Linked DNA regions of Homo sapiens: region 2 is linked to region 1. Evidence: chromatin loops called from intact Hi-C (ENCODE). Cell type or tissue: endothelial cell of umbilical vein. All regions are shown on one strand.

What was found. Peaks named below come from ENCODE experiments on the same cell type or tissue, not always from the same donor. Only the 100,000 strongest peaks of a DNase experiment are listed, where the experiment ranks them.
Region 2: a loop joins it to region 1, with 4 times the contacts of the local background. A loop is called at or near these places in 2 of 110 quality-filtered maps.

Annotation. Positions count from the first base shown.
Region 1 is chr6:143,818,779-143,826,778 of GRCh38, forward strand. PHACTR2 (phosphatase and actin regulator 2) reads left to right here. Exons shown (of 13, transcript NM_001100164.2): 13 at 4,896-8,000. The coding sequence ends at 4,911. Among named protein-coding and RNA genes, the nearest start is that of LTV1, 21 kb to the right of the region's middle. In endothelial cell of umbilical vein, no CTCF peak of the experiment used is centred here; DNase peaks (open chromatin) are centred at 2,783, 4,013, 5,023 and 6,223; H3K27ac peaks cover 4,229 bases.
Region 2 is chr6:143,683,638-143,691,637 of GRCh38, forward strand. All of the region lies in intron 1 of PHACTR2 (phosphatase and actin regulator 2), which reads left to right. Among named protein-coding and RNA genes, the nearest start is that of PHACTR2, 9.7 kb to the left of the region's middle. In endothelial cell of umbilical vein, no CTCF peak of the experiment used is centred here; a DNase peak (open chromatin) is centred at 3,614; H3K27ac peaks cover 1,217 bases.

The sequences.
Region 1 (8,000 bases):
TACCTCCCACCAGGTCCCTCCCACAACATGTGGGGATTATGAGATTACAATTCAAGGTGAGGTTTCGGAGGGAACACAGCCAAACCATATCAATTTGCCTTTCACATTGTATATAAAATATTTGATTTAAGAGGTTTTCAGTTACTCTTTGAAATATTTTTATAGAACTTCCATATTTTGCTTCAGGTTGTGGTTGACTCTTCCTAGAAAACATTTTGGAATGTCCTGTCAGGTGGGTTATTGTATATTAGTATACATTTACTTGTAATTAAGTTTAGGGGCTTCTGATTGGACTCCTCAGTCATATAGAATTATTTATAGAGCTAACAAATAACTTCCTAGATACCCCTGTGTATATGTGTTCAGTGACTTATGCATTCAACAAATAGTTATTGAGCACATCCCTAGTGAGCCAGATTGTGTTCTGGACCCTGAGAGTTTAGGACCTGTCTCATAAGGTCCTCAGGTGGTTATGTTCCAGTAGAGAAGCAAACTATTACCAAGTCAACAATAAATACACATGAGCATTTCAGATAGTGCTAAGGACTGTGAAGAAAAGGTAATAGGACAGGGGTGGGTATAGATCCGATGGCCAAGAAAGGGGTCTGTATCTGTCTGAGTTCTCCAGAGAAACAAAACCAATAAGATATATGTATATAGATATATGAGAGGGGATTTATTAGGGCAATTGGCTCACATGATAATGGATGCTGAGAAGTCCCAGAACAGGCTGTCGGCAACCTGGAGACCCTGAGATGCTGGTAGCCTGGCTCAGTCCAAGGCTGGAGGCCTGAGAGCTCGAGGCAGTGGGGAGTACTGGTGTAAGTTCTGGAGTACAAAGGGTGGGGAGCCTGGAGTTGTTGTTCAAGGACAAGAGAGGAAGAGCATGTATCCCAGCTCCAGTAGATAGATTGACATAGTCTCCTTTTCTCTGTTTTTGTCCTCTCTGGCTCTCTGGCAGATTGGCTGTGGCCACCGACACTGAGGGAAGATCTTCCCTACCTAGTCCACTCAGACTCACAAGCCAGTCCCTGAAAACACCCTCACAGACTGTATTAGGCCATTCTTGACTGCTATAAAGAAATACCTGAGACTAGGTAATTTATAAGAAAACAGGTTTAATTGGCTCACAGTTCTGCAGGCTGTACAGGAAGCATAGCAGCATCTGCTTCTGGGGAGGCCTCAGAAAGCCTCCAATCACGGCAGAAAGCGAAGGGGGAGCAGGCACATCACATGGCAAGAATGGGAGAAAGAGTGGAGGAGAAGTGCCCCACACTTTTAAACCAGACCTCGTGAGAAGTCACTCACCATCACAAAGACAGTACCAAGCCATAGGGATCCACCCCCAGGACCCAAACACCTCCCAGCCCCACCTCCAGCATTGGGGATTATATTCCAACATGAGATTTGGCAGGGACAAATATCCAAACTGTATCATTTTGACCCTGGCTGCTCCCAAATCTCATGTCCTTCTCACATTTCAAAATGCTTTCCCAAAAGTCCCCCAAAGTCTTAATTCATTCCAGCATTAACTCAAAAGTTCAAAATCTCATCTGAAAAAAGGCAAATCCTTTCCACCTATGATCCTGTAAAATAAAAAACAAGTAAGTTATTTCCAAGATATGGTGGAGATCTATACTGGGTAAACATTCCCGTTCCCAAAGGGAGAAATCAGACAAAAGAAGGTGGCTACAGGCCCCATGCAAGTTCAAAACCCAACAAGGCAGTTGTTAAATCATAAAGCTCCAAAATAATCTCCTCTGACTCCATGTCCCATGTCCTGGGTACTCTGGTGTAAGTGGGCAGCTCTACCCCTGTGGATTTGCAAGGTGCAGCCCCCAGGCTGATCTCACAGGCTGGCGTTGAATGTCTGTGGCTTTTCCAGGCACAGGGTGCAAGCTGCCAGTGGATCTACCATTCTGGGGTCTGGAGGACAGTGACTTCCTTTTCACAGTTCCACTAGGCAATGCCCCAGCAGAGACCCTTTGTGGAATCCCCAACTCCTCATTTCCCTTCCACACTGCCCTAGTAGAGGTTCTCTGTGGGGGCTGTGCCCTTCCAGTAGGCTTCTGCCTGGACACCCAGGCTTTTCCATGTATCCCCTGAAATCTAGGTGGAGTGTCTGAAGCTTCCATCACTTTTGCATTCTGTGCATCTGCAGGCTTAACATCATGTAGAAGCTGTCAAGGCTTTCAGCTTGCACCCTCTGAAGCAGAAGCCTGAGCTGTATCTGGGGCCCTTTGCGCCAAGGCTGGAGCCAAAGTGGCTGGGATGCAGGGAACAATGTCCTGAGGCTGCACGAGGCAGCAGGGCCCTTGACCTGGCCCTCGAAAAAGTGAAAGAGTGATGTTGCCTCTGTGTATCAAATGCAGGCATGGCGGTCCTCACATCTGCCCAAGGTTACAGTCAGGGATAGACTAAGAACAGAACTCAAAGTGGACACATTCCTGCTTTAGTAATAAATTGCCTACCAGTTTTGTAAAGCTTGGTATATCTTATTTTTCTTTTGACTTTTGTCAAACACAGAAGTAATATAAGTCCCTCGTATCCAACTAGCAGCTCCTCAGTTATCAATTCGTGGCCCATCTCATTTCACCTGCTCTTATTTTTTAGTTTTTCATTTTGTAATGCTTGTATTCAACACAGTGACGTTTAGTAAGTACTATCACGTGCCGGAGATTGTATTCAATGAGTATGTAAAAATGGATAAGAAAGTTTCCTTCCTCAGCTTCTCATGATCCAATAGCAAAGGCACATGTATCCAAAGATTATATAATGTAAGCAATAACTGGCATAAGCCAAAGGTTATGGGAACACAGGAAAGAGAGCAATTAGTGCTTCCCTGAGCAGTGGAGAAAAGAGTTTGGAGAACTCACAGAGTGAGACTGCATAAAGCGCAGATGGTAAGAGAGATAAAGGTAGAAGAAAGAGTAGGCCAGGTGTGGTGGATCAAACCTGTAATCGCAGCACGCTGGGAGGCCGAGGACAGATTGCTTGAGTGCAGGAGTTTGAGAACAGCCTGAGCAACATAGCAAAACCCCATTTCTACTAAAAATACAAATATTAGCTGGGCATGGTGGTGCATGCTTGTAGTTTCAGCTACTTGGATGCTGAGGTGGGAGAATCACCTGAGCCCAGGAGGTTGAAGCTGCAGTGAGCTGAGATCGCACCACTGCACTCCAGCCTGGGCAATAGGAGTGAAACCCTGTCCCCCTCTGGAGCTCCCCCCAACCCACCCTGCAAAAAGTAGGTAGAGGAAAGGGCATTAGCGCAAAAGCCTTTTTGGGGCAAGTGATTGAAATGGAGAGTATTTGGAAGCAGTGATAGAGATATAGCTAGAACCATGAGTTGGGCCACTTTCTGAAAAGCCTTACTTGCTACTCCAGGAACTTTAAATTTTATTTTGTTGGCTTTCTTATTTTAATTTTGTTAAGGGACAGGGTCTTACTATGTGCCCAGACTTGTCTTGAACTCCTGGACTCAAGGCTGTCCTCCCACCTCAACCTCCCAAGCAGCTGGGATTACAGGTGTATGCTACCATGCCCAGCTTAAATTTTATTTTGTAGGTAATGGGGAACAATACGATCCTTTTGAGAAAGAACTGGGTTGGGCGCAGTGGCTCGTACCTGTAATCACAGCACTGTGGAAGGCAAAGGTGGGCAAATCGCTTGAGACCAGGAGTTCAAGACCAGCCTAGGTAACATAGCGAGACCCCCATATCTAATTAAAAATAAAAAAAGATTTTAAAAACCCCAAGAACTGAAATGATGGAACCAGTATTTTTAAGGATAGTGTGAGCAACAGTGAGGAGCATAGATTTGATGGAGAGAGCCTGGGACAGGGAAACCAATTAGGAGACTGGCTGACCAGAGCAGATGAGCATTCGACTGTAGAAGACAGAGTGAAATGCTAGGCAGAGTTGCATAAATGTGGAATTGCAGAAGTAGGCTGAAGAGCTTGATCACTTAAGGCTTTATGGAGAAGATAACTTTTGACCTTGATCTTGAAAATGAAAACATAGATAGGAAATGAAGGGAAGGAATTGCAGTATTAGTGAACAGCATGTTCAAAAGCACCGGGCTACAAAAATGCAAGGAATGTTCAGGAACTCACAAGGAGGGAAAGGAAGCCAGCTGGCTGGCTAACAAGCATACCGTAAAAGTAGTGCCAGCAAAAGATGGAACTTTAATGATTCCAAGACAGGCAGTTGAGGCAGGACTTGGTGACTAATAGGAAATGCTGGATGAGGGAGAGAAATGAATTGCTAATCTGAGGTTTCTAGACCAAAAATATTTTTAAAGATAGAATATTAAATAAGACAAAGTGCAAAGGCAGGTTAACAAGGAAAGCTTTGTATAGTTGTGGACATGCTTAGTATATACCTGTGGAACATCTGGGGGGAAGCGCCCTGTGGGCTTTTGGAAATTCAAGTGTAGAAAGTAGATTTGGAGTCGTCAGCAGGAGATGATGAGAGGCTGAAGCTAATGAAAAAGTGTCTATTTGTTACTGTGCTTTTATAATACAGACGAGGTGTACCAAAATCCCTTTGTGAAACATCTCCCTCTGCTTGATAAAGGTTAGAGCACGATGCTCAAGAATAGTGATGTTTTCTGTCTTGGTTGCTGTGTAACTTGAATACTATAACCAGCATCTTTTATATAAGGTTTCCTTATATGCTTATATGTAAACATATATATAAGGAAAGCGTTTATATATGCTTTCCTTAATAATATTTGTAACAGTATTTTGTTATGACAGAAATTTGTAAACAGTAATTCAGTTGGGGGATATCTGGGGTACCTTTTCATTGTAAACATGACCACGCCTTATTCAGCTCACTGCATGCAGAATGTGCTCCTAGGCCACAGGCTTATAGTTTCTATTTCTTACTCCAGGTTTCATCGTCCATAACGAAGAGTGAGACTATTTGGAAACAGAGACTGATCATCTTTGGGGGAAGCCCTGCTTCCTGAAAACCTGATATTGCACTGGGATTTGAATGTGTGTGTTTCCGTTTAACTTGTGGTGAAGGAAGTGTGTGACTCAGCTTGGCTGGGAAGTGCTCCTCACCTGTGTGGCCCAGATGGCTCCAACAAGCAAAAGGAAGGATGCAGTGACTCTTGCTGCCCAGAATGCACAGCGATGGTAAGAGACACCGTGGATATTCTTCATCAGAAGCTTTAATCAAAGAAGATGAGCAGAAGACAATCACTGGCTCCCTGTTACCAGAAAGCCAAATTTTATAATGCGGGTGAAAGAAAAATATAGATTAAAATTGCTGGGCACTGAAAAGGGGTGGGAGTTGGAAATCAGAAAGAAAGAGAAATATTTCATTATGTTAATGAAGAAAAGAGAAAATTGAAGCATAAATGTATTTTTGAAGTAGTTATTCGGTAGCTGAGAACTTATTAAGGGATTTAGGAATTTAACCTCCTGATGTGGATTCCTCAAAGACTTGATCGGAGAATACTCTTGTTTCACCATTATGTTGGTACAGTATAGTACCATTATTTTATGTTGTGCCAGTGAATCCAGTTGCCAGAAATAAGTCTGAATGTTTTCATGCATCTTTTTCTTAAATGCAAGAGCTTCTACTGACTCTTAACAAGCATGCTTACCCAAATTTTGTTGCATGCTTTTAAGTAGCATTAGCTATGCACACTTGACATTTTTAAATATCCCTTTCCTAGTGTACCAGCCTTCACAGGATAAGAGGACTGGGAATAAAGTCAGATGTAATGTGACCCTAGAAAACTGTAGCAAGCTTCAGAAATAAATCTTTTGATCTTTCCCTATCTTGATTAGATCCAAAGTCAAAGCAACCATACTTCACCTAGAGAAGACAGTATTGGCAATCATGACACCTGTAATAAAAACTTGAATCCAAAGTCAAAACTTAAGCAAGATACAAATGTGCTGCCTGCAGTTAGTCCTGCATGGGAATAAGGACTAGTTATTTTTTTAGTGCTGCATTTTTTTAAAGTTGGATTGCTGCTATTTAAAAAAAAAAAAAGGACACAGATCAAAAAAACACCCAAAGGCTTAACAGAACATGGAAAGTTCCCACTAAGTTGTGTGTGAGGAAATCCTCATCTTGTATTTTAAGAATCTGCAGATGGCATCCATAGATACAGTACAGTATTTACTGTCAATGCAAAAGAATCAGTGAGGTTAAAGTAGTGGAAGTTTTCCCTATGAGCCTACAGTCTGTATTGTTTACATTAAGAAACTCTCTATTATTGTGTTGCTATTTTCCATGGAGTCACAGGCACACTATGACTTCTGCTCCCAAATACATATGACCATATGTAAATACCACCTTGCATTTCATTGTTCTTCACAAGTGCTTTGTGCCCCTTTAATTAAAAACACATGAAATGAATAACAAAACAAGACCCAAATAGAGTTTATTTTATTCTCAGAGTTTGGACTACAATTTTCTAAGATGTTTCTGGTTCAAGACTGTCATTTTCTATTTCAACCGAAAAGTAAGCATTTAACCCGGTGAATAAATGTAGATCCTGCCATTCATTGGTATTTTAAAGAACCACTTGAAATCGGATCATTTTATTTAAAAATAAAAAATGTTAATGCCAGTTGGCCTACTATAAAAAGCCAGGACCATGTTAGAATTAGGAAAAGTAACCAGCATTACTGCACCTCTTGTTAGACTCTGTGCATTAATAAAACACACCTAGAGTCTGTTGTCATTTCACTAATAGGATAAGACAAATTTTTTGCTTTGAAAAAATTTTTCTGCATGCCCAGGTGTCTGTCTCTGGCTGAGGTTTTGTCTATTTTACAGTGTTTCAATCCAGCCATAAAAATTAACTTGTGATTTTTTTTTTCCCAAAGTCATGCTTTTCCTTAATTATATTTTTATTTTATTATTTTAGTGTCTTGAGAAAAATACCAAGAGATATAATGTTTCTTTTAATTGTCTATGCTTAATCATCTTTAAACACTTTTTAAATTTCTAACCACAAGACCTCTCTATAATGGTAAATGTAAGACATCACCATTTTATCACTCAAAGTATGTTATTGAAAGTTTCTATTTGGTTGATAAAAGGAACAATTTTTTCCCACTTTTGATGCCTGTGATGCAATTTTTTATTGCCTACAATGAGATACACTTAGTACAAAAAATGAAAATCTGGTATTTCAAAATTGCATTTCTTGTATAATAGGTCAGATTTATTAACTACTCATACTTTTTCTTTACACTAATCGATACATTTAGAAAAAATTTTCTAAGTTAGAGACAAGTTTAAAAGTAAAAAAAAAAAAAAATTAGCCACTGCTAGTCTACTGTTTAGGTAATCGGAATCACCAATTATTTTATTAGAATGATGGCTTGAGTAAAAAGCTGTGGAAAGAATTAAAGGATTATGAGCTAAGCTGTATTTTGCAGAATATGGTTCTATTTTAGTAGAGCAGAGATGAGACATATCCCCACCGGCCACCCAGCCAGAGGTCTCCTACCTGGGGGCCCTAAAGGGATGCAGAGGTCTGGCCCACCCTCCGTGCATAGGCACCTCTGTCCACCACCAGCGTTTCAGCAATCCAACCAGTAAGCATATGCTGTATAGGAAAAATAAAAGTGTGTGGGAATTGGATTTCTTTTGTTGTAACACAATTCCAGGTTTTTGGCTATTTAAAGTTTGACATTAGGCTGACATCGAGGAAGTAAGTGGGTTTTCCTGAGTTCCCAAGATATGATTAAGGAAGAAAACAAACCCATCTCCAGGAAGATCCCAGGCAGGAAAGAACTAGACAGATGTAGAAACCAAAGTGACCATTTTAGTTTTTTTATTGGAGAATAAAACATTAATATTAGGGTATTAAGAAGATGCTCAGCAAGCTTGATCAGAATCTTCATGGTCATTACCAATCAGTCTGACAAAATAGTTCTCTGGTAGTCAGCATTCATTTAAGGCAGCTTGCCTGATAATTTCCTGTGTTATGTGAAGTGTCTTGCACTTTCACATGTTAGCTATA
Region 2 (8,000 bases), 140 kb before region 1:
TTCAGGGCCCTGTATTTGTCTTGTCCAGAATATTTATCCATTTCCTTGTAAACCAGGCACAGGAAGAGGTCCTAAAGGCAAAAGCTGATGGAGTTTGTTTTCTTTATTCCATAATATATACATGGTAGGAAGTCAAACATTACAAGATGGTTTGGGATAAAAATGAATTTACTCCCTCCCAGAATCCTCCAGTCCCACTTTTCATCTATAACCCAGCATGAACAGTTTTTTTCATTCCACACAGTTTTCATTCATAGATATATCTTTATCAGCAGTCAAACAAGACATACTATACTTACTGCTCTATACTTTGAATTTTTCGTGTAATATAACTTGAAAATACTTCCAACTTGTTCTCTTTAATTCTATAAATGAACACTATTATAGTATGTGGATATATGAAAACTTCCTTTAAAAGAATCCTGTTGTATTTTAATATTGTTCCTGGGTTCTTTGCATATGTATATGCTCTTATGAACAATACTGAAATGAACATCCATATCTATGACCTCTCTCTGCACTCCAGGCTCAAATATGCAACTCCCTATTTGACAGGTCTGCTTGAAAACTTGCTGGGCATCCCAGAGGTAACATGGATCTAATGGAAGGTTTGATTTTGTCCTCCAAGCCAGTTCTTCCCTTGACTTTCTACATTTCACCAAATGATACCCCAACCACTCACTTATTCTAGCCCAAGATCTAGGAGTTATTCTTAGGTTTTCCTTTCCCCCTCCACATGGATCCATCAGCAGGTCTTGTTCTTTTTTCTTCCCAAATATATCTCAAGTCCATGCTCTTCTGTCTGTCCCTACTGCCACTATCCAAGCTCTGAGGCCATCCATTACATGGACAACTATAAACTACATGTCCTAATGACATATTAGCAGTAGAGTTGCTAGGTCAAAAGATTTGTGTGTTTTATTTTGATAGACTTTGCTACATTATTCTCAAAGAGGCTTTCTCAGTGTTATCTGCTTATTATATGAGAATTTCTGTTTCTGTACTCTGTCACCACCACTGAATATCAGGGTCACTCTTAGCCCATAGCCTCGTGAGAATTAGAAGTCACTTCCTCTGGGTGAGGCAGCTAGCTCCACAGCACAGACTTAACAAGTGGAACTTTAGCATGTATTTAATTCCCACTCATTCTCTTACCTATGTGTCCTTCTGCAGTCAACACTCTACACAACTGTACATGACCACAATGCTGTGCATAAATAATTTTTTAGACTCTTTGTAAATCTATATGTAAAAAATGGCATCTTATTTTGATTATGAGTGATGTAGGACATTTATATTTCTTTTTCTTTGAATTGCCTATTTATAGACTTTCCTTATTTTTATGGTTTCTTACAAATTTGTATATTCAGGAGATTAACCTAATGTCTATCATATATTTTAACATTAAAAATTTTTTTCTTGTACCTTAAGTTTGTTTATAGTACTTTTTTATAGAAACCTTTAAATTTTTAAGTCAAGTTGATTAGTCGTTTTCTTTCTTACAGACTAGGGCTATTTCAAAAATGCTTTCCTCTGCTATTTTTCTCATGTTTTGAATATTTGATCTCTGTAATTTATTCTAGCTTAAGATGAATAGATTTAATAGTATAAAATTTTTAAACTTTTACATGGCCAAAAAAAATTAACATCAGAAAGTTGAAAAGGAAAATCATAAAGTTGAAAGAAATATTTAATTATATATGGAAAATAATAGTTAATATCATTAATGTAGTAAGACCTCTTAAAAGTCAGTAACAAAAAGATAAGCAACCACATAGGAAAACAAGTAAACAACATGAACAGGCATTTTCCAAAATACCTAATGGTTACAATTGTGAACTCACTATGGGCCAGGAACTACTCTAAGTGCTTTACTTGAATTAACTTTTTAAAACTTATGACGTTCATCCGGGGTAACTAATATTAATATCCCCATTTTATAAATGAGGAAAACCAAAGTACGAGAGCTAAGAAACTTGCCTATGTTACCTGACCAAAGAAGAACATAAGTGATCACTTGGTAAATGAAATAAGGTTTAAGCAATTAAATGAAAAAAAAAAAAAAAAAGGGATGCAACTGATCACCTATGAGTTTAGCAAAGATTAAAATGAGTAATTCCCAAAAGACAATTGTTTTGTGGTAATTTAAATTGGTACAACTTATCAGAAAAGCAGTTTGGCAATATATATTAAGTCATAAAATGTGCACTTAGGCCGGGCGTGGTGGCTCACACCTGTAATCCCAGCACTTTGGGAAGCCAAGGCAGGTGGATCACCTGGGGTCAGGAGTTTGAGACTAGTCTGAACAAAATGGTGAAACCCCGTCTCTATTAAAAATATAGAAATTAGCCAGGTGTGGTGGCGGGCGCCCGTAATCTCAGCTACTTGAGAGGCTGAGACAGGAGAATTGCTTGAACTCGGGAGGCGAAGGTTGTAGTGAGCCAAGATTGCACCATTGTACTCCAGCCTGGACGACAGAGTGAGATTCTGTCTCAAAAAAAAAAAAAAAAGTGCACTTAGACTACACTTAGACCCAGTAGTTCTGCTCATAGAAGTATATTGTAAAAGAAATAATTAATTGCTCATAAAAACAATTTTTACAAAAGCCAAAAATTGGAATTAACTTAATAGTCAAGCATCAAGAGACTTGTTGAATTGATTGAGATAGACATGTGGTAGAATAAGCCATTTAAAAATGATGTAAAAATATTTTTAAAAGGCAATTTTTATGATAAATAACATCAACATGTGAAAAGGCAGGTTATGAAGTAATATGATTCCATTTTTAAAATATGTAAAGAAAAATTTATATGTACACACACATAGAGGAGAGGAACTTCATTCTTTTTTTTTTTTTTTTTTTTTTTTGAGACAGAGTCTCGCTCTTTTACCTAGGCTGGAGTGCAGTGGCATGATCTCGGCTCACTGCAACCTCCACCTTCTGGTTTCAAGTGATTCTCCTGCCTCAGCCTCCCAGGTAGCTGGAATTACAGGCGTGAGCCACCATGCCCAGCTAATTTTTGTATTTTAATAGAGATGAGATTTCATCATGTTGGCCAGGCTCGTCTCGAACTCCTGACCTCGTGATCCACCTGCCTCGGCCTCCCAAAGTGCTGGGATTACAGGTGTGAGCCACTGCGCCCACCCAGGAACTTCATTCTTGAAGAGTTAGTGTGACAGTCATGGCTTTCCCCTGCTTTGGACATGATCGAACCCAAGGTTTCCATATCCACTGTCCACCTGGACCTTGACCGTAATTAAAGTCATGAGCTCACCTGCAACTGTACTAGCTTTTCTCCAGCTGCGTGGATTCTGAGCTTTAAGCTCAGTGGCTGGTTTTCAGCTACTTTTTTTTCCTTTGTCAGTGATGAAAATGAAAACATTGGTCCCAATATAGCCACCTTCTTTTTAGGTTTAATTGTTTTTTTAGTCTGTTCGATAATAATGTGAATGTCTCTTACTTTGAGAGAAAGAATGTGAGCAAAATTTCAACATCACCTACTTCTCTTTGGTCCATAGCTCATCAGATTTGGTCAGTGACTAATATCCCAAATATTTTAATTTTATTTTTAGCAGTCTGAAATAGAAAATAATAAATTTATTTTATTTTTAGCAGTCTGAAAACATAATGACTAATGAGCAAGTCACACGTCACCTCTTGCCTTCTTAATGCAGTGGGGAAGGAAACAAGAATTGTAAGAATTGGTCTTACAATTAAGCCTATTTAATTTGAATAGAGGGAAAATTCCAACATCTTTTCTTTGGGGACTTTACTGTAGCAGGTTAACTGCTAGTCTCTATTCTTGGGAGAAAATATTAATATTTAGTGAAGACTCAACTGATGCAAAAGTGATATTAAGGATAGAAATAGTCTTAAGAAAATAAACACTTCTTGTTTCCTCCCCACAAAAGCAGGGGAACAAAAACCAAAACTACAGAAATGCGGAAAGGAATGGGCAAATCACATTACTTGCTAAAAGGTCGGTCTAACCATTATCATTTATATTTATAAACCATCCCTCCATTTATTTTCATTTCAAGGGGCTGGATGTTTTTATTCACATCAACCTTCTGGCAAGTAAAACACTGCAGCCCTTAACACTAAGGAAATTTGGCTGCCAAGGAAGGACTGAAGTGCTATTTTGCTTAAGAATATCCTGGAAAGCTGTGCTGGTATGTGCTTGGCAGGTATAGTCCTACAAATCAGCCTGTTTTATGAGGGGATATTAAGAAGGAGAAGAGTGGCACCTTCATGCAGCAAACAGTTCCTAAATTAAAGTTATTATGTGTAAGGTGTTATGCTAAGCAAGGTGGGAAGTTTCAAAGATAAATCCTACACAGACCCTGCCCACAAAGCGTCCAGTCTAGAAGATGCTTAGTGAAAATGTGCAGAAATGAGAGTGGAAGGGAAGGGATATGTAGAGAATTGTAGGACTAGATCAGGAGGCAAAACACATAATGGGGACAAGAATTCAGGCTCTGAAAAGGAAAGGGGTGGAAGGCAATACTGAAAGCCACAGGCAATGGGAACCACTGACGCTTTTTTTTTTTTAAATCAAACCAGAGAAATGATTATTGCTTTGCCTCCGGAGATGAGTTGGCCTGCCGCATGCAGTATAGATTTCATGGGGAGAGACTGAAAGTGGGACCAAGAAGTAGGCTGGAATAATCCAGCAAGGTGAAGTGGATGCCTGATCTGGGGTGAGGGGTGGGTAGAGAAATGGGAGTAGGGTCTCACCCAACTCTCAACTCCCAGAGTTACCCAGTTTGTGTCTGCAACTCTGACCTTTCTCTGCACTGCAGGCTCAAATGTGCAACTCCCTATTTGACAGGTCTGCTTGAAAACTTGTGGGCATCCCAGAGGTAACATAAGTCTATACAGAAGGTTTGATTTTGTCCTCCAAGCCAGTTCTTCCCTTGACTTTCTACATTTCACCAAATGATACCCCAACCACTCACTTATTCTAGCCCAAGATCTAGGAGTTATTCTTAAGTTTTCCTTTCCCCCTCCATATGGATCCATCAGCAGGTCTTGTCCTTTTCTCTTCCCAAATATATCTCAAGTCCATGCTCTTCCGTCTGTCCCTACTGCCACCGTCCAAGCTCTGGGGCCATCCATTACATGGACAACTGCAGTAGATTCCAGCTGCTCTCCTGCTTCTGTTCCCACCCTTCTGCAATTCATTTTCCACAGAACAGCTAAAGTAATTTCTTAAAGCATAAATCATGTCACTCACTCACTCAAAACCTTCCTGTCCTCCCACTGCACTTGGAATGAAATCCAGATTGCATAGTATGGCCCTCGAGGCTCTACATGAGCCTATATGATCCCTGCCCACCTCTCTGACCTCATCTTCCATCACTTTGCTCTGGTCCCCTCACTGCCTTTTTCAGTCCTCAAACAAGCCTGGATCAGTCCCACCCATGGACCTTGGCCGTTGCTGCACCCTGTTTGAGACACTCTTCCCTTCGCTCTTCGCCAAGCTGACTCCTTGTTTCGGCTGGATCCTTGTGCTTCATAGAGACCTTCCCTGCCTACCCCTCTCCAGAATAACCCACCCAGGTCCCACCCACAGCTCTCTGTGCCTTCACTGCACTTAGCACTCAGATGATCTTGTTTGTTTGTTTTATTCATTGTCTCTCTTTTCTAGAACATAAGCTCCATGATCTAAAAGACGTTATCTGTCTTGTTCACCAATGTCTCTTCTTATTCCTAGGTATATGCCTGACACCAAAACTATTTGTCAAATAAATGAATAGCTCTGTTTGGCCAGGTCATACATTAGTAGAGTAGTGGGAACTGAGTAGAAAGTTCAGGGGCATCTAAGAAATGTGGAGTTGTTTAAACTGATTCTTTAATTCTCCAGTCTCTAAATAGCATGCTCTTTGCTACCTATTGATTGATTTTTCAGCATGACACATTATCTACTGAGCTCACAGTATGGAAACCGAACACGTAGTTCTCTTTTTTACCCTACCCCAACCCCTGCCTCTCCCCATTTCAGAATCATACATTTCCTATTATTTCCCATTTTCCCATTTTCTCATCTTCTCAAGTCTTTTTTTTTTTTTTGAGATGGAGTGTCGCTCTGTTGCCCAGGCTGGAGTGCAGTGGCCTGATTTCAGCTCACTGCAACCTCCGGCTCCTGGGTTCAAGTGATTCTCCTGCCTCAGCCTCCCGATTAGCTGGGATTACAGGCACCTGCCACCACGCCCGGCTAATTTTTGTATTTTTAGTAGCGACAGGGTTTCGCCAGGCTGGTCTTGGCAATCTGGTCTTGAACTTCTGAACTCAGGTGATACACCCACCTCAGCTCCCAAAATGCTGGGATTACCCGTGTGAGCCACTGTGCCCAGCCCCAACATTCTTATATTGTGTTTTTGATTTTATCAGTCATCCATGTAATAGCAGAAATGCCAACGATAGCTAAGGCTTGTGGTAAACCACGATTTCTTTTTCTCTCCTGCATACCTTTTGTTTTTCCTACTGGTGTTTTTGTTAGCTTGCTAAGTGTCCTACATACCATCCCCACACTTTCTCTTGTTATGTATTTAACGAATCGCTTCTCAATATGTTCAAATACTCGAGTTATTCTTACAGGTTCATCTTTAAGAGCTTCATACATAGCCTTTGTCCTCTTCCCATGTGGACTGGATTTTCTCTGAGCCCACTGTCCAGCTGTTGTCTTGGGATCTCTCTTCATCACACCAGGGGGATTCCTTCCACTTTCCTCTTGCATTGAATCTTCAGATTGCTGGATCCCATGCCCCCTTTTTTTTTCTGGGTCTATTTCCTTATTTTGGCAGAGCACACAGGGTGCTTCTTGAGAAAAGCTCACGGGGTGTATGGTTTTTGAGTCTTTGTATTAGAACGTGGCTTTATTCTGGCTTCATGCTTGGTCGAGAGCTTGGCTGGGACATAAGGTAGCAAAGCAGACTTGCTGCAGTATGCACAAACACTGCCATCCCTCCCAATTAATCAGGATGAACGTTTTCCTTTTATCTGGAAGACTTAGTTTTTCTCTTTAGCAGATAGCTTTTAACTGATTTCAAAAGACTTTCTTGGGTGATGGTCACACAAGATCTCAACTTTGACCTGGCTTGTTGCAATGGTCTAAAAAATATTTTATGGACGTTTAAAAGTTTTGTGGTACATAGACTAATTTAAAAATGTGTTTACTGTGATAATAATGTGCTGGCATTTTTTAAGAAGACTCACATTTAAGATCTACATTGAATAATTGTGGTATTCCTGTATTTTTCTGTGTTTTTATTTTAGGGATGCGTCATCTTTATGGGATGCTCGTTCTGATAGGATCCTGGGGGTATTACAAACTACCATTGATATTTCACAAAAGTGCCCAATTGTGAAACTCACCTAGTGTGCAAAATACTGATTGCTGGGTCCCATATTATAGGTCAGCAAAATCAAAGTCTTTTGGAGAGGGGTCTCAGAGTCTGTGTTCTCAACAAACATTCCAGAGGATTCCTAAGGTGAGAAACATCTTCTGGAAAACAAATTATAGGTTAGTGGTACTGTACAGATGGTCCTCAACTTATGATGGGATTACATCTTGATAAGCCCATCATAAAGTAAACAAAAATAGTAAGTCAAACCATGGTAAGTCAGGGACCTTCTGTATTTAAATTAAAAAAAAAAAATTCTCATTTGAATCTTTATGTGTGTCTTTCTCTTTACTTGAGGCAAAAGTTACAAAATATCCAGTTCAGAGACTCAGATGTTCTGTACACAAATGCCGGGATGAATTGGGTCATTCATATTTACTGTTCATGAGCAAATATTCCTATTGTCAAGTAGAATGTTGAGATTCTGATGGAATATTATTGCCAGAAACCTGTTTGCTTTTATGTACATTTTGTTAATATTATAAGCAGCAAAATGATGCATTTCCCACAACAACTAGGTTTGAAGTAAATATATAGTTACATTCGAAGGCAAGGAAGTTATCAGCAGAATGCCAATTACTGTTTAGGAAAAG